Regions from separate parts of the Homo sapiens genome. Here region 2 is linked to region 1. The links are chromatin loops, found by intact Hi-C in ENCODE. Cell type or tissue: Calu3. All regions are shown on one strand. Links, peaks and the distances in the headings refer to the core of each region. The heading gives the core; the rest is flanking DNA. Region 1 has its middle 58 kb from the start of LINC01814. Region 2 has its middle 130 kb from the start of LINC01814.

Region 1 (16,086 bases), core at 3,639-11,638:
GTGTGGTGGCACATGCCTGTAATCCCAGCTATTTGGGGGAGCTGAGGCAGGAGGATCACCTGAACCTGGGAAGTGGAGGTTGCAGTGAGCTGAGATCATGCCCCAGTACTCCAGCCTGGGTGACAGAGCAAGACTCGGTCTAAAAAAAAAAATATATATATATATATATATATATAAAATTATTTGATCCTCGTGGCAACCTTACAAGATGGGCACTGTCAGCCGCCATCATCAGCATCTTACAGATGGGGAAACTGAGGTGGGGGAGAGAAGCAAGTTGCCTAGTGTCCTGAGTATCACACTGCTAGAAATTCCTGCAGCCTGGGTGCAGGCAGTGGGGCTCCAGTATCTGTACTTTTTACCAGTTTGCCACTCTGTTTTGATGTGATTTTTTTTTTTAATGTTAAAGGTGAGGTGGGGATAAGTTCCCAAAGGTGCTCATTGAGTCCCACTGTTGTGGAGTCACTTTCTGTGGAGTCCTCATGACAGGCCCTGGAGGCAGGAGACCCGGAATCACCTACTCCCACAAGCCCATGCCGGCCTGGCTCAGCCATGCTTTTAGAAAGTACTCCCAGGAGGCTATTGCAACACTCCAGGGGCATCCCCTGACATCCCTGCACCTGCCTGGACATCCTGTCCTCTCCTCCTTTCTTCCAGCAACTTCCTGGGTCTCAGGGAGGGGGGTGGGATTCCAGTGGGGTGCGGGAGTGGGAAGCACTCCATCCGGGCCGAGGGAGGAGTCATTTCCCAGCTCCAGTCAGCACCTGTTTCTCCGCCTCTGGCCCATGGTAGGAAGGGAGCTGCCAGGCATCCCGCCCTTGAGGCCTCTGAGCGAACGAGAGCTGGTTCACAAGCTCGGAACCTGGAGGCTCAGAATGCGGCGGCTGCTAGCTGTGTGACAATGGACAGGTCACTGAGGTCCCTGGCAATGGGTGGGAGGTCGTTAGCGCTCCTTGCCAGGATAGCCTCTAAAGCCCTTCCTCGGGGGACCGGTCAGCACATGCAGCCTCAGCCCTCTCCTGCCTCAGAGTGACATCACTGCCTTCGGGGCAGCCCCCTCACCAAGCAGCCTGTGTCCCCTTAGTCTCCGTAATCCTCCAGCCATCAGCCACTCTGCCCTAGCTCTCTCACAAACATTGGGGGGTTTGGCCAACAGGTGTAGTAGCAGAACACCAACATCAGGGTGCCCACCCCACAGCATCATTATTGCTGAGTGGGAGCATCTCTTTCCAGATGTGCACTTATCAGTCTCTCATTGGTAGTTCAGAATCGGGATGGGAGAGAATTAACACCACAGACGTGGGAAAATGCTATAACTTGGGGCTTTTTATTTTTGGTGGGGAAGGGTGTCAGTTGTTAAACATTTACCAGCATTTCCCTGCAGCCCAGGGTAGCAGGCAGAACAGGACCCTAGCTTACACCCGCCATGTCCCTCCCTATCCTCCTCTTCATCCCAGGAGCCCAGCTAGGGACCGGGGGACTTCCAAATAGACAGTGCCCTTTATGATGGTGGGTGGAGTTCACACGTCATGGGGCCAGAGCACTGGGACACATGCGTCTGTATCCCAGCCCTACCATTGTCATGGGGTCTCTAAAACATCATCCCCAAAGTCACAAAGCTGCCCGACCTCAGTTTTCTCATCTGCAAAAGGAGGCTTGCTGGAGATAGCAAACAGAACAGAGCCTGGAAACTATGATGCCAGCCTCATACCAGACACTGCTGTTTGTGCAATAGCCCACTGTTCTAGTGCTTCCCCAACCTTTCCACAAGTTTTTCTTCCTCCTAATTCACTTTGATCTCCACGAGCTCTTAGAAAATCACCCAGTGAAGTGTGCCTAAAATTTGGCAAACCCAAGAACAAAGAATTGCTTTTCACAGAAGTGCTTATAAGACATGCCCAGCTCAAGACCAAACTGTGAGCTAAAAGAGAAATCACCCCTTCAAGCTTGTCACGTCTCCTTTCACAACTGTGGCAACTGAGGCTTGTTCTAGGCCGCAAACCAAAGTACCATAGAGCTGAAACAGAAGGAGCTAGTGTCACACGTTGAAACTGGGAGAAATGGCTGCTTTCCACAATTTACCCACCCGAAGTGTGATGTGTTTCTGACTCAAACATTTCTTGAAGAATTAATTTTGCACAAATTGACTTTAGCCATCCAGCACCTGTTGGTGTCACCTCCTCTGCTGGGCTCTCTGGAAAGGCCCATTTGCCCTCTCCTCTGTCAGATGGAAGAGTTAGAAGGCATTTTCAAAGCTTCCGTGCATCCAGGGGTCTGGATAAAAGTTAGCCTGCACCAAACAGATACCTTTAAAAGGCAGTAGTGAGGTGGGTGCCCTCTTCCTGCAGTACCTGACCGCTGCTGCCACAGCGTAGGCACAGAGACATAGGGCTTTCCAGCAATGACAGCCCAGGGTCCATCCTCCAGTTCCTGGGTGTCTTGGTCTGGCTTCCTAATCCCCAGATGGCAGTTTTGAGTGCTCCTTTTCCATCAGAAGCAGACGCAGCAGCAGCTTCTTGCTTTCAGGTCAGCCCTAGGAGCAGCCTCAGAGGTTACAGCTCTCCCAATGTCCAGTTCTATATTCTTACAGGAATGATTCCAGAAGCCCAGTTTAAAGCCTGTTTCTTTAGGTCTTCCATTCCCTGTATTAAAGCCTTTTCTGTTTAACACACCTAGAGTGGTTTCTGTTTCCTGCAAAGAGGTCTAATACATCTATTCTTAGGTTCCCAGATCTAGGCAATTTTCATGCTTTGTGAATTTAAGGAATGGCTGCCCGAAAAATCTATGAGTCTCTGTAAAGTCCTTCCTGGACCCTACAATCATCTCCAATACATTGTCAGTAAAATACTGAAGCTCCACCTTCCTTGGGCCTTTCTATTAAGAAGCATCTGAACTTACACTATGCTGGGCTTTCTCTTACGCACACAAGACAAATAAAATATACACTGATACAGTTTGATCCCCTATAAGGAAAATTTTAGAGGCTCACACTAAAGTATGCCCCATCCAAGACTTTGAGTGGACAGAACCCCCTGTAGACTGATAAAAAGCTGGAGTATCATTCTCCCTTTGTAAACTCTTATAGCTCTATTTTAAAACCAGGGCAAGGCCAGGGTCTTCCATGCCTGGTCAGCAGAACACAGCTTTGAGTCCAGCCACGACATGTCCCCTCCTGCAGGGTCATTACAGGTCACTCACTAATGGAGAAAGACTTGGGGTGGTATTAGCTGGGACAATTGTCCTCTGCTCCTCTTTAGACTCCATCCACATGTGCAGGGGTACAGATCACCCCCTCAACCACCATAAGTGAGATCACTCTTAGGAAAAGCAAAATCCCATGTTCCTTGGCTCTCTTCCGAATTCATCCCAGTCATCTGATTTAAGAAGTAATTTCAGATCATCTTCCCATTTCTGCTTCATGTTGTATCATCAAAAACACGTGTCCAGTTGGTTAGCAGAATCAGAAACATACATCAGTCTCGATAGTAGAAGAGGCAGGGATTTTCCTGAGGAGTTAGTGTCAACCTCTGAAAGATGAGGCAGCAAGAAAATCACAAACACTAAGAACGTGCTTGCAAAATGGGGGAACTAGGCTTTTCCCAGCTCCCTCCCCCACATCCTCCTCTCCCTATGACTGGCTGGCCCTGGGCCCCTGCAAGCCCCACCCCTACCCTCAGCCCTAGCCCAGACTCTAGGGCAAACCCAGGGAGCAGAGACGGGGTCTCCCTCCCCCACCCCATCATCAGCCCAGACTGCCCAGGCTTGCAGCCCATGTGCCCATGGACTGGGCCAGGGGAGCCCCACAGGTGGCCTTGCTCTCTGCAAACAGGAAGCTCAGGGCTTGCCCTAGACACTGTCTCCTGAATCAACTCTCAGTCTGGCATATTTCACAGCTTTCATTTCATTATGCTTTAGTAGACTTTTAAATAAATTTTTTCATTGAAAGTCATATATACATGATTAAAAAAAAAAAGCCGGAGCACAAAAAGATATATAATTAAACAGGAAGCCACGTTCTGTTGTCAGATCCAATACCCTACGCCCCAGAGGTAATCACTTTCAAGAGTCCTATAGGTTCCCTTCCCAACAAGTCATCACATGCACAGGAGGGGCCATTACATGCACAGGACCAACAGCTGCTAATTTAACAGATTTTTCAGACTCTCCCTCCTTGCTATTATGTTTAGAAAGCCAGATCTTTGCTTTTTCAGCCTTCCTTGCAGCAGGAGATGGGTACGTGACCCTATCCTGGCAATGAGATGCACAGGTGAGTTAGCCTGTGGCAGGGAGACAAGGGGCCAGGTGGCATCCAGGAAGCTCTTACTTTCCAGATTTAAAAAGAAAAAACAATGTGCCTGGCATTGGCCAGCCCCTTCCTCTTTTCTCATGCTTGGGTGTGATATTTGGAGCTGCAGCAGCCATCTTGGGACCATGGGGTAAAGAGTGTCGGGATAAAAAGCCAACACATTTTATGAAGGCACAGCAGAAGAGAAAGAACCCAGATCTCTAAAGACATTGTTCAGTGGATGAACACATACCCCCGGCTGCTAACCTCCATACATGGTGTTCCATGAGAAAAATAAAGCTCAATGTTTTAACCAGTGCTGGTCAGGTTTTCAGTTACTTATAGAAGAACCCATCCTAATTGATACAATATAGAAGCATCATTAGTGAATTTAATTTTCTTCAAATGGGTGCAGACTGGACAGTGCCCTGCACTTTGCTTTCTTCACTCAGCATGCACCTTTGCAATGTTTCCCATACCCATTCACGTAGGCCTAGCTCATTCTCAGCTGCTTCAGTTTTCTGCTGCACAGAACACATTATAAATAAAGCTGACATCCTACCAATGCACATTTTTATTGGTTGCTTCCAATTTTATCCTACTAAAACGAAGGCCACAAGAAGCATCTCTGTATCTACAACTTAGTGCACTTGTTTCTCTCTGTACAGTAATTTGTGGAAGAGGCAGGCCAGAGACCTCGCCCCTGGCCCCTGTCTTTGTCCCCTGCTCACTCCACGGACTGGGCACACTGAACCCTCCTTGGGTCTCCTGGGCCCACCATTGCCAAGGGCTCACATCTTGATTCCCCTTTTTCTCTACTCACTCTGCTGCCCATCCTGAACACTAGGACATCTACTACCTTGGCCAGAGCCTTGGGTTCCCCTAACCTACATCTCAGTTTGGGTAAGTGGCCTTGAGCTTCTTCCTCGGGGACTGAAACTAAGGCTTGCTCTCATCTGGCTCTCCCTGCAGCCCACTGCTGTCACCCAACCTCACCCCAGCACCTGGGTCTGCTCCCCAGCCCTGCACCATCCACCCCTTTCCAGAACCTGCCCCTTCCTGTTCAGATGAACAGGCCCACATCAGGCCGACTGCCAGGCAAGCTCCCACAGGAAACAGAACAAGCAGCCACACCCCACCTATAACCAGGCTCTGGCCCTGGTTTCAGCACCTGCAACCCACCCCAGAAATTCACACCAGAAACCCAACCTCACAGCCCAACCAAAATCCCATTTGCCACCAGAAGCTGACAAATGCCATTGCTGGGTAGAGGGACACACCAAGATGGAGGTCAGATATCTAAGAACACGCAAAACAGGCATGCAGATTTATGTACCAGCGAAAGCAGATGCATGGAACATTCCATCAGATCTGACTGGTTTATGCTCACCAGCCTGTGCCCAGCCAGCCAGGGCATGCTAAGAGCTGAAACACGCAGGGGAATGCTGTCAGCACAGATGTGCAGGTGACATTTTCAGGGTAAAATCCTGTCTTCTAGGGCAAAAAGCCATCTTCTCTGGCTGGCAGATTCGCAAGGCTGCTTGCATCCAGGCCACAGCCTGCAGTTCCCCCTCCAGCTCACTCCTCTTCACTCATCCCCACCAGCCAGCTACACCCAGGTCTTAGGGAACATCCAGAAGGCAGCGTCCTCTGAGACCACCTGGTCCAGTCCTCTGATTTTACAGATAAGAAAACTGAGGTCCAAAGAGGTCAAAAAAGTCACCCAGTTGCTTTGTGACAGGGCCAGGGACACAAACACTAAAGCCACCTTCATTGAGCACCTCCTCCTATGCTCCCAACTCTCCTTTGAGATATGTAGCATCGCTCCCTTTTCATTGATCAGAAATTGGAGGTTGATAGAGGTCAAGGAACTAGCTCCAGATCACACAGCTGGTGAGGAGCAGAGCTTGGGTACAAACCAGCCAGACAACCCTCCATCCAGGACTCCATCTGCCCCAGCTTTACTAAGGAGGCTTACATCCCCATGACACCACTCCTAGGACAAGAATGAAAACTGTGGGTAAGAGAGGAAGAGAGTGTATGCATTCACCAAAGGGAGGGTTATTATTAAGCAATGAAAATGCGAAAATAGTGTCTAAAACAGAATCTTGCAGGTGTTCAGCCATCTCCTTAAGCAAGGAAGTGCTCACAAAACAATGGATGGGAGCACATCAAAGGGACAATGGGGCCAAGCATGAGGCTCACGCCCCGTGGAATCCCAGCACTTTGGGAGGCTGAGGCAGGAAAATCACTTGAGCTCAGGAGTTCAAGACCAGCCTGGGCAACATAGTGAGACTTCTCCTCTACATAAAATCAAAAAAATCAGGCAAGCATGGTAGCACATGCCTATAGTCCCACCTACTAGGGATGCTGAGGTGGGAGGACCACTTGAGCCTGGGAATTCGAGGAGGCTGCAGTGAGCTATGATCTCACCATTATACTCCAACCTGGGCCACAAGAGTAAGACTCTGTCTCAAAAAAAAAAAAAAAAAGGAGGGGGGGCACCCAGATCCCGAAAAAGCTCCCAATGGCCAAAGTTGGAAGAGTATGAGCAACAAACTACTATTGGATTATAACCCAGAGAATACAATAAGTACCTATGAGCCAACATCGATATAAATAAATGATTGAACAAATAACAGGAAGAAGAGACAATCCACCCTTAAAGAAGAATTCCAAATAATTTATGTAGTTACCCACCTCTCGAAGAGGTGGAGCATGACTTTCCCTGCCCTCAGGTGTGGGCTGTGTTTGGTGACTTGCTTCCCAAGGGCAGGTCTGAGAAAGGAGTGGGGGAGGAGAGAACTTTGCTGGGAGAAACCCAACAAACACAGCTCAGCCAGAAGCTCAAGGTCATTGGCTGCGATCAGTCCTGTTGATAGGCACGCACCCTTGATTGCATACGATAAAAATGGCACTTCACCTCTGTGGGCTTCTCCCGAGAACCCGTAACCGCGGTCTAACCATAAGAAAAATATCAGATAGCCCAAACTGAAGGGCATTCTACAAAAATACCTGGCCAATCCTCACGACAGCTGTCAAGGTCATCCAAAACAAGGAAAGTCTGAGAAACTGTCATAGACCAGAGGAGGCCACCAAGATGTGACAACCAAATGCAATGTGGGATCCTAGAGGGGAATCTTGGGACAGAAAAAGGCCTTAGGGAAAAACTAGTGCAATCCACATAAACCGTGGCGCTTAGCTGAAAGAACCAACCAATGTTAGTTCCTTAGTGGTGAGGAACGTGCTAGGGAGATGCAAGCTGTCACAATGGGGAAACCAGTGAGGTGTGTCCAGGAATCCTCTGCGTTATCTTTGCAATGCTTCTGTAAATGCACAGCCGTTCGAAACCAAAGGTTGCTAGTTTATAAATACACCGAGATGAGATGTCCCACTATCTTGCTAGGGGAGTCGTTCCCAACTGACCACCCATGAGACTGGTTGGGGAGATTTTCAAAACTTTTCAAAGGCCCTGCCTGGGATGAAGTGAACAAGCATCCCTAGGCCTGCGGCCTGAGCATCAGGACCTTGACAAGATCCCCTGGTGATTCTACCGTGCATTAGGGTTGAAACCAGTGGCCAGGGTAGGACAGGAGTTAATTGCACAGGGCTTCCATGGAGTAAGATGGAGCTGGGAAAGGATGCTGGAACTCTTCAGGCTGCAGGAGAGCTGCATGGAACGGACTGCCGCCCCTCCCCGCATTACCTCTGAAGGGCTCCTTGTTGGAACCTGGACATCTCTCACTCCCCTGTCCTGGGTCAGCCGCTGCTGGCGGGATCAGGTGGTGGAAGGGTTCAAATTTCCCTTGGGTGTTAAAATGCAAAGTGACCCTAACCAGCCAGGAAAAGAGCAGGTGTCCTCTTTCATCCAGCTGGGGTCACTGTCCCCTAAGGGGCCCCAGGCTGGTCCTTCCTGTCTCACTGAGGTCTCAGACCTCATGCTCATTGGGACTTGGCTGAACTCCAGGCCGTCAGCCCAACAGCGCTAAAGCTACAGCCAAGCCGCAGAGAGCCGTGGCCTCCCACGCCCCACGTTGCTGGGCAGAGAAGGGAAGCATTTCAGACAGGCAGGCTGGCCCCTGGCCAGCAGGTCTCCAGATGCCATGCAACACACACCTGAGCAGGGTAAGAGAATAGGTGTGTGTCAACAGTATTTGAAAAAGAAAATAGCTGCACAAATACAGCACTTGTTAACACAGGTGTTTACAGGTGGAATTATTTTTCCAGGGCTGCTATCTCCCAGCCTTCTTTGTGCTTCTCAGCTCACACCTGCAGGGACTTTCCTACGAAGCCAAGGCACAAAGGGGAAGTGGATAGTCCGTATCGATTTTACCACGGAGGAGGTCAGCGATCAGCTTCAGGCCTGGCTAGTTTTCACAGTTTCCCTTGCTGGACTCACTTCCATGTTTTCAACCTGCTCTAACAGGATCTGGCCTGCGCTCCACTTCCTGCTTGGCTAAGGCAGCTGCTGTGACCACCCCAGGCAGTCACAGCAAGAAGCCATTTCCTGGGGCCAGGGCACGCTGGCTACTCTCGGGACATAATTATCTATCTGGTCCTTGTCTCCTCTCCCCCAGGAGAGGCTCAATGTTTGTATATTACAGATAAGGAAACTGACACACTTGTCTGAAGTCACAGGGCTAATAAGTGGAGGATGTTGTGCCGACATCAAACCAGGGAAGAACCCAAAGAGGCAGCTGCAAAGGGCTCCAGAAGTGTCTCCAAGATGACCCCCCCACCACCACCACCACCGCCCACACCAGGAGCAGCAGTGCTCTCTGTGGGACACCCAGAAGCACAGACATTCAACTTAAAATAGGATCTCATAGAATAAAGCAGTCCGTCAGGTGGTAACAAGTCCCAAGGTATTAAAAATTATAGAAGAGAAACTTAATGCCTCTGAACAGCACACTTACAAATGGTTAAGATGGTCATTTTTATGTTACGTGTGTTTTAACACGATTTTAAATTTTTAATTGACACACTTATGAAAGAGAAACTTAAAATGGAGAACGTTCTATTCCAGAGGGAGACCTAGCCAACTTGCATCACCAATTAGCCTGTTTTTGGTAAATGTACCCACTTTTTGCATTCTGAGAGAGAACTCTGTCCTCTGGAAAGACTTTCTCTTAGATGAGCCTTTTAATTCATGCAGATGTGGGCCGGAGTATTTGAGTATTTCCCGTTATATGGGGGAAGCACTAAAAGGTGAACTGCCCTAAATGCAGATTTCTCAGTGTGAGGTTTTAGGTGCTCTGCTTCACATGTAAAAGGCAAGACAGGGGACAGGAGTGAAGACAAGGTGGGGAGGGAACAGAAGAGCAGGCCCTGCTCCCCACCCCCAAGGCAGTGAGGAAACACCCCCACCAGCACCCTCTAAAAGGTTGGCACAGCAGGCAGGCTCCAGGAGGGGATGTAATCCTCCTCAGTAAAGCTGTTGAAGATGGCTGCCTGGGGACGCAGGGAGGGGCTCAGTCACACTTGGGGAGAGGCCAGACTGAAAGAGCAGGGCCAGCAGAGATGCTGAGATCCTCTCAGCCAGAGGCCACTTGTGGAAAAGTCCAACGGTACAATCTGGGCAGGAGGTGACAAGGGGCAAGCAGGGTGGACTGACTCCCAGGGTGCTCAGAGAAGCCTGGCAAGGTCCGAGTGTGCTGCAGGCCCCCGAGATGGCAAGTGGAGAACATGGAGACATTTGCCATTGGTAGCTTTTGATGTCCTTGTTCCTACAAGCCAGGGGGAAATGTCATGACTTGATTTTGGCAGCGAAACCCTTCAGCCCAACTTGAAGAGCAATGAGGCTTCCAAAAATGTTAAGAAACATTGCTCCATTCCAGCCTTCCTCCTTCACCTCCTCTCGCAGACTAGCACCACCTGTGTTCCAAGTCACAGATGAAGAGTCCGAGGGTCAGAGAGGCGGGGTGTTCACAGGAGGGTCTGTGGTTTGGAGGCTGTCCCGGGTTGAAGCCCAGGTGTCTTGGTTCCTAATGTGAGTCTTCCATCCTCTATAACACTTTTTCCCAGGAAAAGGAGTTTCCCTGAGAGAAGGGGGGAGTCTGGCCGCCTCCAAATCCCTGCTGGCTCCTCCAGAGGCCACCTCCAGCCCTGCCTCTCCCTCTGCCTGGCAGACGAGCCAAGGAGTGCCAGTACACAGGCTGCAAGCCGCTGGAGGCCAGTGACTACAGGGCTGGCAAGGGGAGAGAGAGACTTGAGAGAGGATGAGATTTTCAAAGCTCACCACCAAGAAGTTGAAAGGTTTTCCATTTGAACTATGGCAAGTCTCTAAAAGATGAGATGGTGTCTAATTAGACATTATTTTACATCATTCAAATTAAGATGACCTCATATTATAATTACAGATCTGCTACATTACTTGGAAGTAATCAGCATGACAGGCTATCCTCTCTGCCTACCCTTTTGGAAGCTCCAGGCTTCACACTGACCTTCTCCTGCTCCTCCACCTTCCATCAGAGATTGCCCTTTGGAGGGACAGCATCTACCAGAGTCCACACAGCAGCAAGCAGAAGCCTCCCCAGCACGCATCTCCATCCAAGAGTGGAGATTCGGTGAGCATCTGTGCACCAAGGACATGGGTCACACAAGGAGACGGACCTTTCATCAAAGGACATTATTCCTCTTACTTTCCATCAGTCCAGGGATCCCCTCTAATGGGCAAAATGTCCCCCACACCCATGCTCATACACACACACACACACACACACACACACACACAGGTACACACAAACACGCACAAATACAACACACCCACAGGGGCAGTTCTATGATACAGACTTGTGTCCAGTTTTAAACCTCCACCCACCCACACACAGGGCCCTGTCTTCTGAGCCCTTCTCGCTCCAGGGCCAGCATGTTTCCGGCACATCCTCGGTCCACTCGATGTGTATTCACCTGCCAAAACCTGAAACGTACAGACACATTCTCAGCTGAGCCTTGCACAAATGATCAGCTCTGGTTCCACGGGACTGGCTCTCACTTGAGCACCCAGGTTGAGCAAACTATTTCTGTTCCCTCCGATCCTGCAGTTTCACCTGGGATGACAGCCACCTGGGCCATCACTCAGAGGCACCCCCAATAACAAGCAGGCCGGGCTACCCAGGCAGCAGCCACCTCTCCAATGTCAGGGACATTCTGCAGCTCCCTCTGACTTAGCACTGCTTCATGTCTCCTGGCACCAACTTCCCACTCCATGATGGGTGACATTAGCACCCATAAATAATCTTGAAATAAAGAGAGATAATTAATATTTAGCTTTGCCAGAGGGAAGCACTTAGGTGAAGCCATCTTGTAGTCAGAGGGGCTGATGCTTGTCAGCTGGAGGGCAGGACTAATGAGATGCATCAGGCGGTGGTGACAAGGAGCTAAAAAGCAGCTCCCTGGCTCCAAAGTGACTTCCACAGGACAAACAGACTCCAAGAGTGCAGGCAGATGTGAGCCCGCACACAGGCGGTCTTCCATTTCCCACCCACATCCTGGGTTCTAGGGACCTGTGATCAACTTCAGGCCATCTGACTAGGCTTGAATACCCCCAGGGAGGGGGTGTTCACTTCCAGTCCACTAGCTTTGGGACAGCAGAAAAGAGAATTGGGGCTTTGGTATCTTAAAGGCCTGGATTCAAAGCCCATTTGCCCCTAGACCCACCCCTTCTCCCCCATTCTGTGCCTTCTTTCCTGGGGAGGCGTCTCAATGCACACACAGCATCCTCACCAGAAGCCTGGGTACCATGCCACCTCCCCCTCACCCTCAGCCCCCACAACCAGTCCATTGCCTGGCCCTGGAGAGCCTGCCCCCTTCAGCTCAGGTATACGGGCCCCAGGAAGACCACCTGCCACCACCAGTCGTCATCAGCTTTCTCCTGCTTTTTGCAATGGCCTCCTACCTGGGATCCTTCCTCTGGTCCACCCCTCTACTCCTCCATCCCAAAAGCCATCCTCCAAACTCCTCTCCAGGAAAGGCTTCCAGAATACATTCCTGACCACACACTTTCCTACAGAAAATTGCCACGTGCAGGACAACTGCCCGACTCCTCAGTGCCACCTCCCGAGAGCTCCACACTCAGCCCCAACACCTGTTCCTGCAGCACCTCCAACCCCAGCCCTGCCCCATGCGTGTATACACAGGAGTGCACATCCACATATGTGTGCACCTGCGCACACACACACAAATACCCTCTGGCCTGTCTGCTGCCAGCTGCTTCAACCTCCAACAGCTGTGCCTGCGGTCATGCAGCCAGGCCTAGATCCAACTGTGCCTGGATCATGCAGCCAGGCCACTGGTCAACAAGTCACTATCCACTCCTCAAGTCTCAGTTTGCTCATCTGTAAAATGGGAAAGATAAAATAATACCACACCTCTTGGTGTGGAGGGGTGCTATAACCTCTCAATGAAAAAATGTATCTAAAGCTCTGGGACCATGTCTGGCACATGTAAAGAGTTTGATAAATGTTCTTTGCCTTTCCTCCAAAAATAGCCAGGGCTGCATCTTAACAGACATCAACTGGGGTTGGGCAAGTGGGAAAAGGGAAGGAAGATTGGACAGGGCAGAGGGAGGGGCAGGGCTCTTTCAGAGGGTGCCAGGAGGGTGCAGGTGTCCATCTACACGGGTTGTCCTGCAAAACATCTCTGAGACAAACTGTAATAATTCTTTTTTTTTTCTTTTTTTTGAGATAGAGTTTCACCCTGGTCGCCCAGGCTGAAGTGCAATGGCACAATTTCAGCTCACTGCAACCTCTGCCTCCCAGGCTCAACCGAGTCTCCTGCCTCAGCCTCCTGAGTAGCTAGGATTACAGGCGCCCACCATCACGCTTGGCTAATTTTTGTATTTTTAGTAGAGACAGGGTTTCACCATGTTGGCCAGGCTGGTCTCAAACTCCTGACCTCAGGTGATCTGCCTGCCTCGGCCTCCCAAAGTGCTGGAATTACAGGCATGAGCCACTGCATCCAAACCAAACTGTAACAATTCTGATGATTTGGATGAAAATATTTACACAACAAGCACATCTGAGATAAAAAACATTAGAATCTCTTTAGACTAATTTGTTCAACACAAACACCAAACCCAAGCTGCTTCAAAATGAGAAGGAGCGAGATGGTATTTCTCCCTCTTCCATGGCTCAAAGACACACAGCAGAATAGTATGGCTGGGAGTAGGCAAGGAAGGGCCCTTGGCACTCACAGCACCCGCCAGGTGGCTCCTGAATGCTAGGGGGTCCTGGGCTGGTGAGTTTCTAAAGGAAAAGGATTTCTCTGGACGGAGGGCTGTGTACTGCTCTGCATTTGTAGGGGAGATCTTTTATACCAGTGCCCCCCCCCCCCCAACCCGCCATGGTGCGTGCCATCTGCACACCCACACAGGGTCCCACACACATCCAGGCACCGGGAGAGAGGGCAGGAGGAGGAGGTAGAGGAGACGCGGGGCAACGATCAGGAAAAGAGAAACACAGAGGGAGACAGTTCAAGAAAGTGAGAGACACAAAGGAATGGAGAGACAGAGAGAGGTGTAGGCTGAAAGAATGAGAAAGAATGGGCTAAAAATAAAAAGACAGAGGCACAGACAGACAGATAGAGGAAAGGAGAGAGAGAGAAAAAGAGAGAGAGAGAGCAATGGGAGCATATTGCTTTTCCCCTGTGTCGACATTTGCACACATGGTACAAAAGCAACAGTGCAGGAAACTGCACAAATCAAGGAAACGGGCAGTGGCACCAAACCATATTAACAGTCACTGCAATCTCCCCTGCCACACACATCAGTTTCACTGAAGAATGCACTTGATGAAGCAGGAAAAAGCATTAATTTCATTATGTCTCTATACTTGATGACATATTTTTAATATTCTGTGTGAGGAGATGGGAAGGACACACACACCCTTCTACTATGCTCTGAAGTGAGAAGTTGACTACAGGAAAAGCACTTATGTGAGTTACAAGCTAAACTAGCCACTTTTTTCATGCATCATCATTTTTATTTGACAACTGACAAACTATATTTCTTCAGACTTAGGTATTTGGCAGACATCCTCTTGAAAATAAACAAAGTAGGCCTGTTCATTCAAGGCAAACAACTGACAGCGTTTATTGTCAACAACAATATCTAAGATTTCAAGTGAAAATTAGAATTTTGGGAAGCTTGTACTTGACTGAGAGCACTCCAAGACTTTTCCACAGAGATTGATGCTGATATTAATTATGGCGGCTTCTGGATATTGAACAATGAAATGTGTCAACATTTGGAAGATCTTCATAACTCAGTAAACCGGTAGTTAACATGACAATGTAAAATCATGCATGGACAAAAGATCTATTCAAAGAACAGATAAACCAACAGACATTAAGAGTACTTAGTCCTGAGGACTGGATGCTTCTCTGGAAATGAGAATAATAACCTCCCTTGTAAGAACATGCTAGCAGTGTCTGACATGTCATAGACATGTGATAGCTTCTGTTCTTAGATTACAGAGGTGGTAAATGAAGTATCACCATGGCTCTACCCATCTAACTTTAGTAGGCCCCCTACCACCACACACACAATTACCATAGCATGCTCCCAATACGATATCAGCTCTTTGCACTTGGCTGGGCTGGCCTGCTACACCCCAGTGCAAAGTGGAATTTCTTCAGCACATTGATCATCTTGTAAGCATCTTCACTCACAGCTCAGTAAACAGCCAACATTGTCCCAAAGAGTAGCAGCCCTTCAAGTATCCGGTCATGTGTCTAAAGAGCTCCATATCCATGCATGTGTGTGTATGTTTTTGTTACTGAAAGGGCATGGGGGGGGGCCACGTCTATACCGGACTACAGAGAGTGAAGCTGGCATTTAAAATCTACTATGCTTTAGCAATTGCGAAATATGCAATGCATCTTTTATTTATTATAGTCCCCATTCTGTATAAAAAATAAATTTGTGAAGTGATGGATTTGTTAATTAGCTTGATTTAATCATTTCACAATGTAAACATGTATCAAAACATCACATTGCACCCCATAAATACAGACAATTATTATTTGCCAAGTAAAAATGAAATGGATAAAAATGAGCTTGGTGGAGCGCAGAGCTGGCAGCACTGTGCTCAGCAGCTTAGCAGCTTGCTCACCCCATTCCACGAGGGATCTGGGAAAGGCCCACACTGTGGCTCTTAGAGCTGACTCCCAGCCCAGCAGCCCAATCTGGCCCAAACAGAGGGTATGGCCCTTACCCTAGCGTCAACTAAAGAGAGAAACCAGAGCATTCACCCATCTCTTTCCCCACCTTTCCCCAGAGGTCTGGAATATAGATTGTGCTTGAGCACACAGGACATGGTTCTGTCTCAACGGAGCCAACATCTTGGCCTAGCACAGGCCACTTTGTGACACTCTGTCTTATCCCCCAGGAGCACAGCCACATGGGCAGAAATCAGGAAGAGACAGCCAGCAAAACACCAGGAGCTGGGGCAGACCTGGAACAGTCTCCCTCCCAGGACCAAAAGGAACCGACCCTGCCTGCACCTTGATCTTGGACTCTGGGTCTGCAGAACAATACGTTTCTGTCGTTGACGTCACTCAGTTCAGGGTACCATGCTGTGGCAGCCATGTAAACTCATAAATCCTGCCAGAAGCTATTATCACACCTATTTTACAGGTGAAGAAACTGGAGCTCTGGGAGATTAGGGACTTTGCCCAAGGTCACTTGGCTAAAAACTTACTGAGCTAGAGTTAGCCTCTCTTTTCACAGCCCCTCAACTGTGGGTGTCTCCACCATCTCCCTGGCCCCGCGTGAATAGGCAAATGGTGATTTCTTCACCTGT
Region 2 (16,086 bases), core at 4,950-12,949, 67 kb before region 1:
ATACATTGCTAATAGCTGAAAATGGTTTAATGTTTTTGTTTTTTTTCTGTGCAGGTAACATTTTCATTTTCACCCCCAGGGCCTCTCTGACTTCACCCCTCCTCAGGAGAGAATTGCAGGTAATTAGGGCTGTCAGCGGGAGGGATCTCAGGGTGGGATCAAATCACCTCCCCTGACAGCTGACTTCCCCACCTGCCAACAGCCCACCAGGGAGACCATAAAAGATAACCCCACACACGCCCTGCCAGCAAGCACCCAACCCAGCCCAGTCCCACCCTCTCCAACAAACATGCTCCGGGGGACAATTTTATGATGGATTTTTTTCATTTAAAGCTAATCACATTATCCATTTCATCTGCTCTTCTGTACCTCTTACAATTAAAGAGAGGTTGAAAGAGATTTAAAAAAAAATACAGCCACTGATTTCCCAAGACTTGATTTTTCACCTCTAGTCCCCGTTCGTAAGCGCTTAAGACGTTACACTTTGTTCTGCTGGAACCCATTATTTCCCTGGGAGACTCGATGTCTGCTTTGATAGGAGCAATTTATCACCCTGGCGAAATCATGCTACTGTTTGGAAGGCAGGACCAGGATTTATGAATCCTTTTTTACTGAGAATGAATTTAATTCCCAGGGGTGGAAGTGGTATTAAAAGATTCAGCCTGCTGCACCTGTGGCATCTGAGAAGGTGGCTTCCAATATGAGTGGCACGTTCACCCCTGTCCTGTGCTATGAAAGCCTTCACCTTCCTAATGGAGGAACCTTGATGAGGGCATGAAATTCAATTCAGTTGGGTGTGAAACAATGGTTGTACTTAATAATGAATTCAAAGCAATAGAATTGACTTGCACAGCATTTTTACTCTATTTTTAGAGTGTATGAGTTTTTAAACTATTATTTATTGAAGATACTTTTTCAAAATATCCATTTTTAAAAATTTTTAAAGCACCAAGCCAAATTATTGATCTATTGGGGCCAATTCCTTCTTGCAATTTATAGTGTCCAGTTTCCTTCCATGTGTTATAGCCCAGGTAAGACGCCACAGGGAGCACACTGGAATCACCTGGGGAGCTTGACAAGCTATTGATGCCTGGATCCAACTCCAAAAGGGTTTAAGACAATGTCTAGGTACAGTCTCAGCATCAGGAATTTTGTTTAAGCTTCCCAGGTGATTCTAATGTATTATCGAGTTTGAGAACCACTGCTCTAAGATAATAAGTTTGGTATTTTTGAAACGAGCATAGCAGTTTCAAATTAAACATCCTTCCTGCAAATGGTCATCAATTTTAAATGAACCAAGCATGACTTCCTACACTATTTCATTGATCTAGTTGGTAACTGGAGAAATATGTCTTACATCATCATGAACAAATGTACAGTTTCCATAATGAATTGTCTTTACTGTCCTTGAGCTTGTGTGCAAGTCAACAATTCTTGCTAACAGCGGTACTTTTGCTCTATGGATTATTTCCAACCCATCAAACAACTTCCTTGCATGACTTCAATCTCATGCATTACTATTGGATATTAATTCATTGTGCCCAATAATGGTCACTCTTTTGTGCCCGCACCTCTACCCATATTCTCTGCTCCTCACTCATCGCCCACCCACCCATCCATCTAACCTTCCTCCACTCCGCCCTTTGTTTGGCACTGGTATTACAATGACGAATGAGACAGTCCCTGCCTCAAAGGAGCTCACAATCTGGTGCGGAAAGCAGACAAGTCAACAGAAACCATAGGAAAGCACGCCTATGCCATGCAAGAAGTGAGCTGAGGGTCGCAGGGAGCACCAAGAGGGGCCTCTCATGCTGCAGGGGGCAGGGAAGACGGCCGTCCCCATCACAAGAAGTACTGCCATTTGCACAGTGTCACTTTTTGTGTCACTGAACTCTTAAATTATTTATTGATTGTCAGTGTATAACACAGGGATAGAGAGATGCCCACAATAGGTATGTATTACCTGATTCTCTTTGCATCTTTATTCAGTCTTTCCTTGGAACTAAATAAGTATATGCATTCAACAATTAGGTTAATGGTCCCCGTCTTCTTTGGCACTAGAGACCAGTTTTGTGGAAGACAATATTTCACAGACCAAGGTGAGGGGGATGGTTTTGGCATGATTCAAGCACATTACATTTATTGTACACTTTATTTCTACTATTATTACATACCTATTATAATGTAGAATCAGTGGGAGCCCTGAGCTTGTTTTCCTGCAACTAGACAGTCCCATATGGGGGTGACGGGAGGCAGTGACAGATCATCAGGCATTAGATTCTCATAAGGAGCAGGCAACCTAGATCCCTCACAGGTGCAGTTCACAATAGGGTCCGTGCTCCTATGAGAATCTAATGCCATGCTGATGTGACGGGAGGTGGAGCTCAGGGAATGCTCACTCATCCACCACTCACTTCTGCTGTATGGCCCAGTTCCTAACAGCCCACAGACTCATACCAGTCACTGGCCCGAGGTTGGGGACCCCTAAATTAGGACATTAGTGAAAATAGGGAATATCAGGATTTGTGCACCTTCTGATTTAAACATGTTTCTTTGTTTGGGGGTGACGTATGTACCAAAGACTCTTCGTTTTGGTCTGGCTGGTTCCATGGTTCTTTTGAAAGTACAAAGCTTATACCCAGGCACACATGGCCACACCAGGAAGGCCGCGTGCTTACTGGCTGTCATCAGGGTCAAGAATGCTGTGATCTTCCTGGGGCTTCCTTTATAAACATCATTGACACTGGGGATTTCTTCACATCAGAAGGTCAGCACATGATAAAGCATGTGCCTATTTTAAGACCAAATGCAGGACACTGGAGAACAGAAGATAAACACGAATATCAAGAGCTCCTAGACAGTCACCTAGGAGAAATGCCACCATGGAGACTCGGGACAGCATAGGACAAAGTCACCATGTCCACATACTTGAAGGAGCTGAATAAAAAGTCAACACAAAATGGGATATAAATTAAATGAAAGGATCATGGGAGGGTCAGTCACATCAACAAGGGGCCCGGGGCTCACGGCATGTTTGCCTTTCTCTATTTCAAAGGAATTTGGGGTCTGATTTTAATGTTATGATCTCACAAAGTTGGAACTGTAAGGGATATTAGAGATAATTGACCCAATATTAACTTATAAATGGGGAAACTGAGGCCCGGAGAGGCAGATCCATGGCTGAGGCTGTGCTTGGAGCAAAGGTCAGAGACAGGAACTGAAACACTCAGATGCTTCATTGCCAGCCCAGACCTGGCACCATCATCACAAAAGGTCGACCTAAAACCCCTCCCGTGACCAAGACCTCTACTTCCCAGTGCCACAATGACAGCAAACCCATTGGTGGTTAACTCAGACATCAGCTGCAAATCTTGGCCTCCAGATTTGTAGAAGAAACATGGTTTCTCTATTTTCACGATGACAAATTTCATCTCAGAGTCTCGTTAAGCTCCCAGAGCACCTGGTGCCAAGACAAGGGGGTGCCGCAGTGGGAAGGCATGGAGGGAGCATCTGTGGTCCTGGCCCTTGGTCACTATCATCTATCAGTGGATATATTTTTGTTATCCACAAAAATGTTCTCCTTCCATCAGGTCTCAGGGGTCCAGCTCATGCCATTAACTGCTACGTGCTCCTGTCCCAGTTATGGCCCCCTTCAGGTGTCGCAGCCCCCAGGCCTCCCTGGGGACAAGTCACTACTCTGCCCTGTGCTTGTCTGCAGGTGGGTGAGAGAAGGCACAAGGAAGAACCTGTGATATGAGGGACTGCTCCAAGCCTGTCCACCTGAACCGCCAGTGAAACAATTCCACCTGCTGCCACCTGGGAGACTGAATTAAGGCTCCTTTCCTAAATCCTACCCAGGGAACTTCAGCAGTGACACGGCGTTTCTGTCCCCCAGGAATCCTCAAGCATGTCTAGGGTTTCAGTGGGAACCCTCCATTACCCCCTCCAACAGAGGGTTCGGCACTGGCCAGGGTCTGTGCCTGAAGACAGAGCCTTAGACACCTTCTCAGAACTTTTCTCCCCTTCTCCCATCTCTAGAATCTTTATTTAATCTCAGAGCAACAAGGAACAAAAACTGGCTCTGTGCTAGCATTCTTCCAAATGTATTGCTCATACCCTGAGTTCTTCTGAAATTCAAAAGCCAGGTTGGGGTTCCCTGTGCTGTTTCCTTACATCTTCCCTGTGGCAGTGAATGCTTCGCTCTCCAAAGTGGGGAGAAGGCTATGGAACAGCAGGGAAACCAGGAGAAAGAGATTATGAGGAATGATTGAAATAGACTCCACCTCACCAAGATCAAAGTGGCAGCACCTTGGTGGGTGGATGGCATTGCTTGTTCCTTGGCCGCACCTTCAACACCACACCCAGTCAGGTTCCAAATGTCAGTTCCACAGCGGAGATTGCCACAAGCAAGAGACACTAGAGAATTAGGACCGGCCACTGCCCTAGCAGGGACAGAATGCAGCCAGCTAATGGTACGGCAGCAGCGTTTCACCCTGAGGTCCACCACAAGCTGACTTCTCTCTCAGCCATGTCGTCCTTATCTGTACAAGGCAGAGAGCAAAATCTACTTTGCAGTATTCTCATAAAGATTGCATTTAGGGGAGGAATGTCCTGAGCAAGGTGCATGTGTGTGATTGTTGCAGGATAAATAGCAGCCATTGTTGAGATCTTTCTCCTCTGTCACTGCTCACATCCTTTAAAAGAATTGTGAAATTTTGATCTGGCGTCCTTCTGGGCTTACCAGCTGGCATGGTATTAATGAAGAGACACTGGGTCATAATTTTGGTCACAAAACAGGCCATGTGGGGAAAGATGTGTTTGAGAGAAGCCTATATTTATAAGATTATCTGGAAAATGTGAACAATTGCTAACGAAAGCGATTTGGCAAGGGCATAAATGACTCAGGCCCGTTCCCGTTTCTAGAAAAACAACTCAGACCACTTTGTCTCCCCAAGACTATGAATGTGGCAGTTGCTGTGAGCTGCAGCCCATGATACATGCTGTGCAGACCAGGGGTCTCCATCACCCATCGCCCTTCCCTATGGCCACACTGAATCGGCACATGCTCCGGTGACTCACAGGTTCCCAAGCCCACCCCCCAGAGCTCTCAGTCCAGAATTATTGCCATAAAGGGATTCATGGAGGAGAAAGAATTTCAGAAAACATCTTCAGGACTTGCACCTGAGAATGCAAGGGCATTCCAAGTGAGAACAGGTGCAGCCTGGCGGGCCGCATACGCGCTTCCTGCTGGAGACATCCCAGCCTGACCCGCTGCCCGGCACTCACTCATCAGAAGCACATAGCACGCCTCCGCCCAGCCCTTGGCTTCATTTGGGTATTCCAGAGATTTTCCTTTGACGAGTCATGCTACACTCGGATACGCATGGAAACTGATACAACCGCCATACTTTCCATTGTTTTATGTTCAAAGAGCTGGGGGTATGTTGATTGATAATCTCCTAAAGCTGCATTTCATATAAACTTGGAGCTAGTACTGACTAGACCTAGACCAACACCTCCAGGAATAGGTTGCCCTTCAGTGCAGCCCTTGCCAGGGTAAACAGTTTATGATACCGATGTTCAGATCCAGTTTCTTCTAAAACACAACCCAAGTTTCACTATCCCAAGCTGTCTAAAGACCTGGAAGCTCCCATGAAGTTAATCAGTGATGCCAATGTGAATCCACTAAGAAATGGGAACCCCAGAGCACACATTAGCAAAGGGTGTCCAGTCAGTCTCGCAGTGAAACAGGTCAATTATATTTTCTCCCTCACTGTCTCTTTTTTAAAAAATAAGAAAATTCCAAGTCACATACCAATAGCTGGATTAAGATATATGGCTCAGCCAAACAACACAGCAGTGAAATGACCGCCGCAGGCCCTCACCACATGGGCTGTGCCTCCCAGCCCCCATCCTAAGTGCTTCACTTACATTCACTCATTCAACCCTTACACCCACCCTGTGAAGCTGAAACTGTTATTATCCCCAATTGGCAAAAGAGGAAACCAAGGCACAAAGAGACTTAAGTCCTACAACTAACGATTGGCAAAGCCTGGTTCCAGCCCAGACAGTCCAGCTCCCGACTCCACATTTTTGAACACAAATATTCAGGACGTGCAGCCAGACAGCCCCAGGTGGCAGGCCAAGGATGACAGAGTTCCAAAGTGAAGGGAGAGGATTTGCAGAAGCATAACAGCTGTTACACAAATGCTATAAAATCTGCCCAAAGCCACAACCCTCTCCAAGACAGCAGCATCTCACCACCGCACACCCAGTGGATCACAAGATTCGCTCTTCTCTTTCCTCCATTCACCTGTCGCCCAGTCTTGAGACACCCTAGCACCATGGTGCATCCTCACATGGGTGAGCAGGGCCACTGCAGCAGGAAGAGGGGCCCCTGCTTTATGGAGACCAGGAAAGTCAGCGGCTCTAGTGGCTCTCTTAGGGCCATTCCCCAGGGAAGGCCCGCCGGAGTCCAGCACCCCTTAAAGTTCCTCTGGACGTTCCCTGCAAAGTGTAACCTAAGGCTGGGTCCTGGCCTGGATGCCTGCTGTCTTGCCTGGCCTCCACCACACTCAAAGACTGTGAGCTGTGACCAGTGGAGCCGGGGTATTGCCGCAATGACTCCCCGCTCACAAAGACACAGGAAAAGCACCAGGCTGGGGAGATGGCCCTGCGCCTGCCTCCGCCTCCCATTTGGAAAACACACAAAGAAAGGGAAATGGTGCTGTCCAAGATCAGAGCAGACATGGCCAACCAAAGTAGCAGACAAGGAGATTTCATGAGCTCAGTGGGGTTCTTCCCCATGTCGATGGTCAGCGAAGAGTTCAACATTTTCATTAAACACCAGAAAGTATGTCTTGGAGAATTACTGGTGAGAAACCTTCTAACAGAAAAACTTTTTTGGTGTTTTTTTTTTTTTCATCTTGACCCAGATACTAAATACCACATAACTGACACGGCCCCCTTGGAAGGCCCTCTTCATGTTGACCACAGTGCTGAGACACTCAGGGTTGTGCTCAGACCTAGAAGTCAGGGGCAACTGACTAACAGAGGCGCTTAGGCAACAGCGCCTGTCTTCTGAGGATGCTTAGAATATTTTTTCCCAAGTTCTTTGAAACTAGGACAGGCTCTCTCCGACAGTGCGATGGCACACGGAGGGGACGCTGCCATCTCAGAGGCCATTCGACACTGGCACTGTCCTGCCCCTAACACTGGTTCCCCTGGTTCTCCGGATCTCGCTGGGAGGGGACAGCAGGCAGGGACGCATCCCAGCCTCCCCTATTCACCGTTTAGCACAGGGCCAGGCAACAGAAGGGACTCTCACAACGGGCCTTATTAGAGCACAGTGCACACTCAGCAAAAAAAGACTTTCTTCAAAGGGTTCTGGGCAGGAAACGTCAAAGAATGAAGTATCTTGATAAAGAAGGCAACCAAGAAAATGAAAGCAGTCTGCTTTCGGAAACTAAACCACCCTCCCGCTTCCAACCCGGCAAGCCCTTCAAAGGCTCCCGCACGCAGGCCTGTCTGCAGCATTAACCCAAAGCCAGGCTTCTCCCTGCCCGTACAGAGAGCATCAGCAATGCTCCCACCGCCACCCCACCCCACCCAGGCCTGCAGCCTCACCAAGCGGGAGAGGGGCCGGGGGTGCTGCAGAGGAGGCTGGATAAGGCCGGTTTTCTTTGTAAGGTAGCAGATCCCTGAGATTCCCTGCGGGCTCTTCCAAAGCGCGGACTCTGGCCAGAGTTCACGGCCCCTCTGCAGAAGCTTCAACCACGCTGTTCACAAACCCAGCTGAGCGCTCTTACCCAAGGCTGCAACATCCATCATCCGCTATTTCACGGCTCATTTTGGGGACCTAATTTGGAGATGGGCAATGGGCAAGTTGCCCACTAAGCCAAGGGAGAATAGAGGCGCTTAAAAATTGTATGACAAGAGGTGCTTTGTGGCCCTCCACAGACTTGGGCAAGAATCACGCGGACCGCGGGCAGTGGTGCCCACCGAGAGCACCTGGAAGGGCCAGCGTCAGGGGGCGCGCTGGTCAGGCCCCGTCAGGCCCCGACTGCAGCCTCGTCCACTGTGAGGCTGGGGGGACGCCTAGTCGCTAGCTTCCCCGGTCTGGGGCCGCGCTGTCTGAAACCTCTCCAGAGGGGAAACTGAGTTCTCTCAGCTGACGAGGTTTCCAAGAACCCCAGTCCCCAGGGCCCTAGAATGCTGGCTGTGGACCGATGGGATTCTTAGACCCGGGTCACCTGCGTCAACAGCCCTGGGCTGGGCGGAGGGCAGCCCCGCACCTGCACCTGCCCGGCCGCCTAGGGGGTTGGAGGTGGCTCCACCGGACTCCTGTCGGGGCGCAGCCCGGACGCGCCCGGCGGGCGTGGAGGCCGCTCCCGGGCGGGGTAAACGGGCTGGGGCGCGGGGTTAAGGGGCGGGGTGGGGCGGAGGCTGTCTCCCGCCGCGCCTGCCTCGGATGAGGGCAGCACCTGCTGGGCCGCTGAACGCCCTCCCCTCTCTCTACTACCCACCCCACCACCACCCCGAACACCGCCGCGCCGGCTTCTGCGCTCCCTGGGCCCGATGCGGGGGACGAGACGTGGGTGCGGGAGTAATGGAAGGTGCAGGGGAGGTCGGCGAGGGGGCGGGGGTGGGTGCAGGGAGGGCTGAGCCCGCTGTGCAGGTCTGCGCAGCAGCCAGGCCACCCAATCTTTGTGTTTTTTTTACCAACTTTACTGAATACATATTTAGGAGCATGCATACATACATACATACATACATACATACATACATACATACATCTTTTTTTCAGCCTTTCAGGAAACAGAAAGAAGTGTTGAGAAATAAGTAAGGTCTCCTTTACGTGCTGAAATTGATTAAATAAATAACCGAAGAAGCGCCAGGGAGCATCCTGAGCCCGGGTTTGCTAGCCTTCCTCCCCGCGGTGGGTGAACCCATAAAGTGAAATAAAACATCCAGGCCGGAACCAGCGAAGGCGACGTGGAGAGATGCGACTGCAAACACAATCTGCCCCCAGGAACACCTCCCCCCTCAGCTGGAGGTGTGGACAAACAGGAACCAGCGATAGCATTCTTAAAAGGTTAGATAAGGAAGGCAGGTGCAGCCTACCTGGTATTTATCTTCTTGGCTTTTACTTCCTAGAAATATTTATCCTTTATTACCTACTGTACTATATTTAGGACCTCATTGGGTTTCCGGCCGTTTTCTGTTTGGACCGGTTTTTTTCTTGTTACCTTGTTAATATAAGCACGCAGGTTTAATTCCGTTTAAGACTTGTGAAGGATTCTCACCCCTACCCCCATCCCACAGTCTGCCGTCTTACCAAGTCAAGTCAATTTCACAGGTGTTAAATAACATTGAATAAGAAATATATAATCAGCATAAAAATTAAGTGCTGCATGACAACACAGGAAAATACCTCATATTCTGCCTAGTTTCTATAACATTTCTGTGAGCGGCCAGGGATCCTGGCCCCACTATTGCAGTATTTATTTTCGTACTGGTTTTTCATGTATTACTTGAAAATCCTAATTTCCAGCTTAGAGAAGGAATGCATTTCAAATGCGACGTGCCAGCAAGTTGAAGGGCTGGAGAGAAGATTTAAGTCATTTTTTTTCCTTTCTCCAGACTTTCTACTCCAGGTGGGAGTGGGGTGGCTGTTCTAATGGGGTCAGGTTTGAGACTAACGTGCATTTATTGGCCTGCCCCCACCTCTGGTTTTGTAGGTTGTTTTTGTGTTGAGAGCATATTTCATACTGAAATGAGAATTACCACCTTCCTCACACCGCTACTCACATGCACAGAAGACGGGGAGCATGAATGTCTGATGCTCATGTTCTCACAAGTGCCAGCCAGAAACAAGCAGGACACCAGCCCAGACCCCGCACCCCACATGGGCCAGAGCCAGTCTGTGACCAGACCTTCTGCTGTAAGCTGTCGTAACGGAGTCCCAGCTCTGAAGTGATGTCAGGACTCAAACTCAGGCCCCTGGGCCTTAAACATTTGGGCATTAAATCCCATGCCCTCACCACCTAAGCTACACTGACTTGACCCGGCAGAATTTTGCAAGGAGTTGCACACTAACTGGCATCCATGGCATAAACCACATCAGTCATGCAAGTGGAATTTTCAAAAGCCAGAATGAGTTCCCAAACTTTGACTTGGCTCTCATAATCCTAGTGGTCCCTTCCACTTTAGGAACATCACGTCCTTCCCAGGCTGGTCATACAGGTTTCCTGCCACTACTCTGCATACATGCACACACATGCATCTGATACTTCAAATTCACCCAGGCATTCTTCTCAATAACTGATGCCCCAAAGCAATTGGAAATAGAAAGTAGTGACTTTGGACCACTTTTTGATTTCATTTGGCCCTTTAAACACTACTTATTTTGATGAAATAAGCGTGGTTATTCAGTAACCTAGGCTGTATCCAGTGCTGCGTCCTGATCAGGCTAGGTGTTCAGTAAATATTAATTGTTGGACCCAAATGCACTAAAAGAGCCTCTGGCATGATTCTCCCTTACAGCTCTTCAATCTGGATGTTCCCTAGGGGCTGAAAGGTTTGTTCTGGTTCCTGGTTCTCCTCCTCCCTCTTCCCTCTGCTTATCCTGGGGACCACTACCCATGAAGGCAGACCCCTGTAATCAACATAAGCCAGGCTCCAGGAGGGTCTCACAGGACATTGACTTTGCCTTCTCCTCTAAGACCAGCACAAACACAGCCTGAGACTCACCTTCCCAAAGACCAGCACTGCTCACCACCAGTCTCCACGGAAGTCTGCAGTAGCTATAATTAAGCAAGGCTTCCAGGCCAGTAGGTGTTTGCTGAGTGAATGAATGAATGAATGAATGAATGAATGAATACATAACATAAATAATAAACAAGGTTGCCGCCAGTTGGCCCCTTCCTCTCCATCCTTTTCTCTCTGTATTCTTGGACCAGCGGTTGGTTCCCAGGTTTTAGATTGTATAGATCACTTACTTTTTTTTTTTTTTATCTGAGGGCTGTATGGAGTTTCTAACTTTTAATTTTGTCAAGGAAGGTTATTTTTGAGGGACCACTATCCCCATCGTTTCATAAAAGAAACAGCAATTTTCAAAAATACAAGGCTATAAGCTGAGTGCATTTAGGAAAAAACCGTACCATACTTTCCCTTATTTCACCCAGACCATTGAGAACTCTATGGAGAAGTTAGCCCAGTCAGTACCAGTGGGGGAACCTCCCTCTAGGTCATGCCCTCTGCTGATGGCCTCACGTCCCAATCCTGTGCCGTTCCCCAACACCATTCCGTGTACCCCAACTTTGGTGTCAGCAATGACCTCCTTCTTTGTCTCAAAGTTTCCACCTCTCTTCCTTTAAACCCTGCAAAAGTTCCCAGTTACTGTGAACTAGCCTAGACCTTCCTCACACACCAACATTTGGGGAAGGAGATATCTCTCCCTGCTGTTGACAGGTCCCCCAAATCCATGCATCTCTGTATCTTAACACTCCCTTTTAGTTCCCTCCACCCCCCGCTGCTCCATGTTCCCCAGCATCCAGCCAAGTCCTGTCCATATTATTGATGGACTGATCCTTTCCACTAAAGGTAGAGAAAATGAACGCTGAGATTTCTTTAACTGGCAACATAACTTAACTAGATCCTTCAAATCTAGTCACTGTCCAAATATGATTCCTTACAACTGATGTAATAGGCCAATTTATTTTAGAGTCTGAATAAATATCAAGTCACTTTGGCAGCTTTGGAGGTTACCTGCCATGTCGTCAGTGTGCCCAACACAAACAGTGCCACAGAGGTGTTCTGTCTTTTAGACATGAAGAAGGCAGTGTCTGAGTTGTTTCCTTGGCCTAAAATGACCTCTGCCCCCTCCAAATCCCGTCCCCCTCTCAAAACTTAATTCAGGTCCCTCCTCTGTGGAATCTTTCTTGCCTATTCCAGCTCTCTTGAATCTCTTCTGCCTCTGAATCCAACATCACTTCTAGTCCTTCAAATTAGCATTTTATTATCAGGTTGTCTTGTCTTGTTCACCACGGTTTCACGTGGGTTATTCTGGTCTCCCTAAGTGGATTGTTGTGGGCAGGGCCAATCTCTTCATGCCTTTTTCCTTGTCTGGGTCCTGCCCAAGAGTACCAGGCATAGGGCTGAGAACTAGGAGGAGCACAGATGTCCTTACCAGGTGCGTGATTAGATCTCTCCATCCATGGTTGGTCCCTAAGACAGTTCCTTTGTGACCAGAGACAGGAATCCACAGAAGAGTTGGCTGGTAAGACTGTTACCAGAAGCAGGGGAAGGGATTTTACCCTGACCTCATTAAAGCAACATTCTGGAAAACAGTCCCACCTTCTCATAGGATTCTAATTGAGAAGTTAAAGGGGGAAAAAGTGAGCAACGGTAATACTTGCAGTGCATTGTACGGCCTACCCAAATAACTAGACTAAGACATGGAACACAGGCACTGTAAAAGACATACGGGATGCTAAAGGGGCTCCGAGGAAAAGGAGCACTTCCCTCAGGGAGACATGGGCAGTGTTCACAGAGATGGAGGCAGTGGTAGGAGGCACCTGGACTGTAGAATCAATCAGACTGGGTTCAAGTCCCAGATCTGTCATCTGCTAATTGTATGGCCTTGGGCACTGGAGTGCTTTGCTCCTGGAAATGTGGTCTGGGTCACAGGCATCACCTGGGAGCTTGTGACAAACCTGGATCTCCAGTGGGTGGGAGGCCCTACTCCAGGCTTGCTGGGTAAGACCCTGCACTGAAGCAAGTTCCCCCGAGGAAGTGCAAGGGCACATTAGAGGTGCTGCAGGGAATGATGCTCAGGGCTTGTCACCACTGTGTATGGTCTTACAGAGGATGTGTCACTGTTGTGTGCAATACTATAACTACATGGGACATAAAAATGGGTCCATGGACCAAGTATGGAGAGCAGTGGAAAGATAGATACCAATTATGATAACCTTCTTTGAGCCTGGATAGAGGGAGCTGGGTCTAAAAAACTGTTTAATTACATGACCCAATAAATTCCCTACTGCTTAAGTCAGGCAGGCTAGGTTTTCTACACTTGAGAATTAAACAAGAGTGCATTTCTAAAGCATCTAGTGCCCTGCTTTGGCCCACAGTGGGAGCTTGGGAGCTTGGTATTGAGAATTGCTACTGCAGTGATTGTTATGGTGGTTGAACTTGAACTTGAACTTGAAGTCTCTGTAAACTTTCAATGACTCCAATTTAAATGTAGACAAAGAAGGAAAAGCACAAGACAAATGGTATTGACCTTTGGCTAATCTAGACAAAAATGGAGCTTGGGAGACTATTCTCTTTGGGAGAATAAGACTGGGGACACAAAAATGGAGGGCTTGAATGTATCTGAGCAGGAGATCAGGGTCAGCATGCAGACTTTACAAGGTTGGTCAGTTCTCCTAGAAGGAGAAATGCTTCTTCCCTCTCTAGATGCTTCCTTTCGGTAGCCTTTCCTACTGCCCACCAAGGGACAGAGAGTGCCTTCCAGTTGATATTTTAGGATGCATGACTGGGCAAGCTTGGTTCAGTTCTGGTCTTCTTTTTCCTCTCTGGAGTGAGCCTGTTGGTGAAAAATAGGAGTTCTCTGCTGCTGCTCTGGCCTGTTGTCACCCTGCTCCAGGAAGTCATCCTTGGGCCAGCCCCTCCAGTGGCAGACACCTGCTCTGGGTTACTGCTGCAAAGACTGGATGGCTAAGTCACTTAAACTGAGGTCAGCACAGCCAAGCACTTAGCCACTGCATGCAAAGTCGTATTTGCTAATGTGACATCTGTCAAGAATAAAGACACCTCCATCTTTACTCAATGTTTCATCTCTTAACCTACTCAAAAGTCAGGCAGGGAGGAGGGGGGCTCTTTTGGGGACCCCATGAAAGCTGCTATAGTCAGGATAAATCGGAGCGGGTAGAGATGGAAATTGGGGAGCAGCTTTGAAGCCTCTGTGAAGGGTGAAGGCTGTGCTGGTGAGACAGCAGGTAGAGGAAAGGACAGAACGGGGCAGATGTCAGAGAAGGAGAAAGGAAAGCCCCACAGGCCTCACGGGGTTGGGGGTGTGGCGGCAGCCAGGGGTGAGGGGCTCTGGGGCTGACAGGGCATCTCGATGGAAAAATCCAGTGGGAAACAGAATTGTGGGCTGCCAGTCATGAGGGAGGGAGAGGAGTATTGCATGGAAATAAAACTGACACATAGTGTGGATGGGATCCAGGGGAGAAATGCGGAGCATGCAAAGGAGTCAGCTGAGGACGGAGCCACGGGACCTCTGCACTCGGGAGGCTGGAGGAGGAGGAAGATGGCGCCTAGAAGAGCGAGTTCCCCGGGAGAGAGGTCAGGGAGCGAGGAGAGGCAGGAAACTGCAGGGAGGCAAGGCCGGCTGCAGGAAAGGAGCCCGGAAACCTCACACGCTCATAAGCAAACTAGAGAGTCCAGAAGGCCACAGAGAAGACCCAGGTGGGCTCCAAGGGCAAACAGGTCCCAGACCTGAAGGACCAGACATCTCTTAGGAAGCCCCTGTCCCAGCAGACAAGGAGAGAGAACCTGTGCCAGGGGCTGGGGAGAAACCCGCGCAGGCAGCCACACAGCCAGTTTGGATGCCAAGCAAAAACAGCCAAGGGCATCCGGGCCAAGTCAAATCACAGGCCACCAACCATGGCATGGCCACCCTGTGGGAGCATGAGCAGGAACTCTGTCTCTGAGGCAAGCAGAGCCCCCTCCGCTGCCCGCTCCCCAATTCCTGCTCCATTGTGGGTGCAGCTTCTGATGACTTCAGCGGAGATGAATCCCAGAGAGATGACTATTTTCTCAAAGTCATGCCTTTTTTAAGCACTAAGTGGGGAAAAAAGTTAAAAAAAAAAAAAGGAAGAAGGAAAGAAAGAAAGAAAGGAAGGAAGGAAGGAAGGAAGGAAAGAAGGAAGGAAGGAAGGAAAGAAAGAAAGAAAGCAAGCAAGCTGCACAAAAAGAACCACAGAGACTCCAAAAAAAAAAAAATCTGATAAGCTGCATTCAAATCACCTACTTAGAAGAGAAATTAATGTTAACTGCTAGGATCAAAGAATGAACTAAAGACACGGCTCTGAATTTTTAACCCCAATTTTTCATTCCAGTCACATGCTATGACTTCTCTGTGGACTTCCGACATTGATTCCACCATTGGAAGCAGTGAGTGCCTGGACCCTGCAGCCTGCAGGGGGTTCCCACCTGCCCGCCTCAGCCTGGCTGCACCCGGCCTGGTATAAATGGACCCTCCTACTCAGACATAGGCCGGGCATCCTCCCTTAGCCCCACAGCCCCCACTTACCATTCAACAGGTATCCGACATGTGACATTTGAAGAGAAAAATTATCCACAGGATCATCGAGGGTCAGAATCTTACTAAACTGGCCTGGTGTGGTGGCTGAAGCCTCCAATCCCAACACTTTGGGAGGCCAAGGCAGGAGGATTGCTTGAGCTCAGGAGTTTGAGATCAACATGGGCAACATAGGGAGACCCCTGTCTGTATGTCAGAAAAAAAAAAAAAGAAGAATCCTACTAAACCATCTCTCCTGGGGATGGGTTGTTTTTTAAAGGGGAGGTCAATCATTAGGGTGGTACAAAAGTGACTGTCGTTTTTGCCATAGAAAATAATGGCAAATGACTAATCTAATATCACAAGAGAAACATTATACTCAAAGTATTTTACAATTAAAAAATAAATTATACTTTCTATTTTGTAATATCTCACTGTCTCCACTAGTAAGAATGGAGGGTGGGAGAAGATTTGTGGCATTCTCAAATAAAGCTTCTGCAGCACCAAGGATATTTTCAAAGACTCTGCAAGGCCAACTGAAAGAAACTATTTTCCCAACAGCATTTCAGGAGAAAGTAAGTGTTCTACCAAAGTAATTTTTCTAATACGCTTGGGCTGAACACTTAGACATTCTAACTTCAGTTTAGAACCAATCTTATTGTTCAGCACTATAGACATTATGGAAAGAAGACTCGACTTCCAGTGAACTAAAAAGAAAAAGCCCCAGTGCATCCAGGCCAGCTGCCCGACTATTCAGCTCGTGCACTGTTACT

Evidence for each region. Hi-C counts contacts between places; a loop is a spot of excess contacts. Peaks named below come from ENCODE experiments on the same cell type or tissue, not always from the same donor. Only the 100,000 strongest peaks of a DNase experiment are listed, where the experiment ranks them.
Region 2: it touches region 1 in a loop (4-fold over the local background); 2 of 110 quality-filtered maps call a loop at or near these places.

What each region holds. Positions count from the first base shown.
Region 1 is chr2:8,517,470-8,533,555 of GRCh38, forward strand. No RefSeq gene overlaps it. Among named protein-coding and RNA genes, the nearest start is that of LINC01814, 58 kb to the right of the region's middle. RefSeq lists silencers at 3,576-3,635, 8,736-8,925, a cis regulatory region at 7,561-9,282 and enhancers at 7,765-7,834, 7,885-7,994, 8,875-8,934, 8,945-9,014. In Calu3, for the core only: a CTCF peak has its summit at 8,163 (motif pointing right); DNase peaks (open chromatin) are centred at 7,032, 8,292 and 8,622.
Region 2 is chr2:8,448,803-8,464,888 of GRCh38, forward strand. No RefSeq gene overlaps it. Among named protein-coding and RNA genes, the nearest start is that of LINC01814, 130 kb to the right of the region's middle. In Calu3, for the core only: no CTCF peak of the experiment used is centred there; DNase peaks (open chromatin) are centred at 8,409 and 9,039.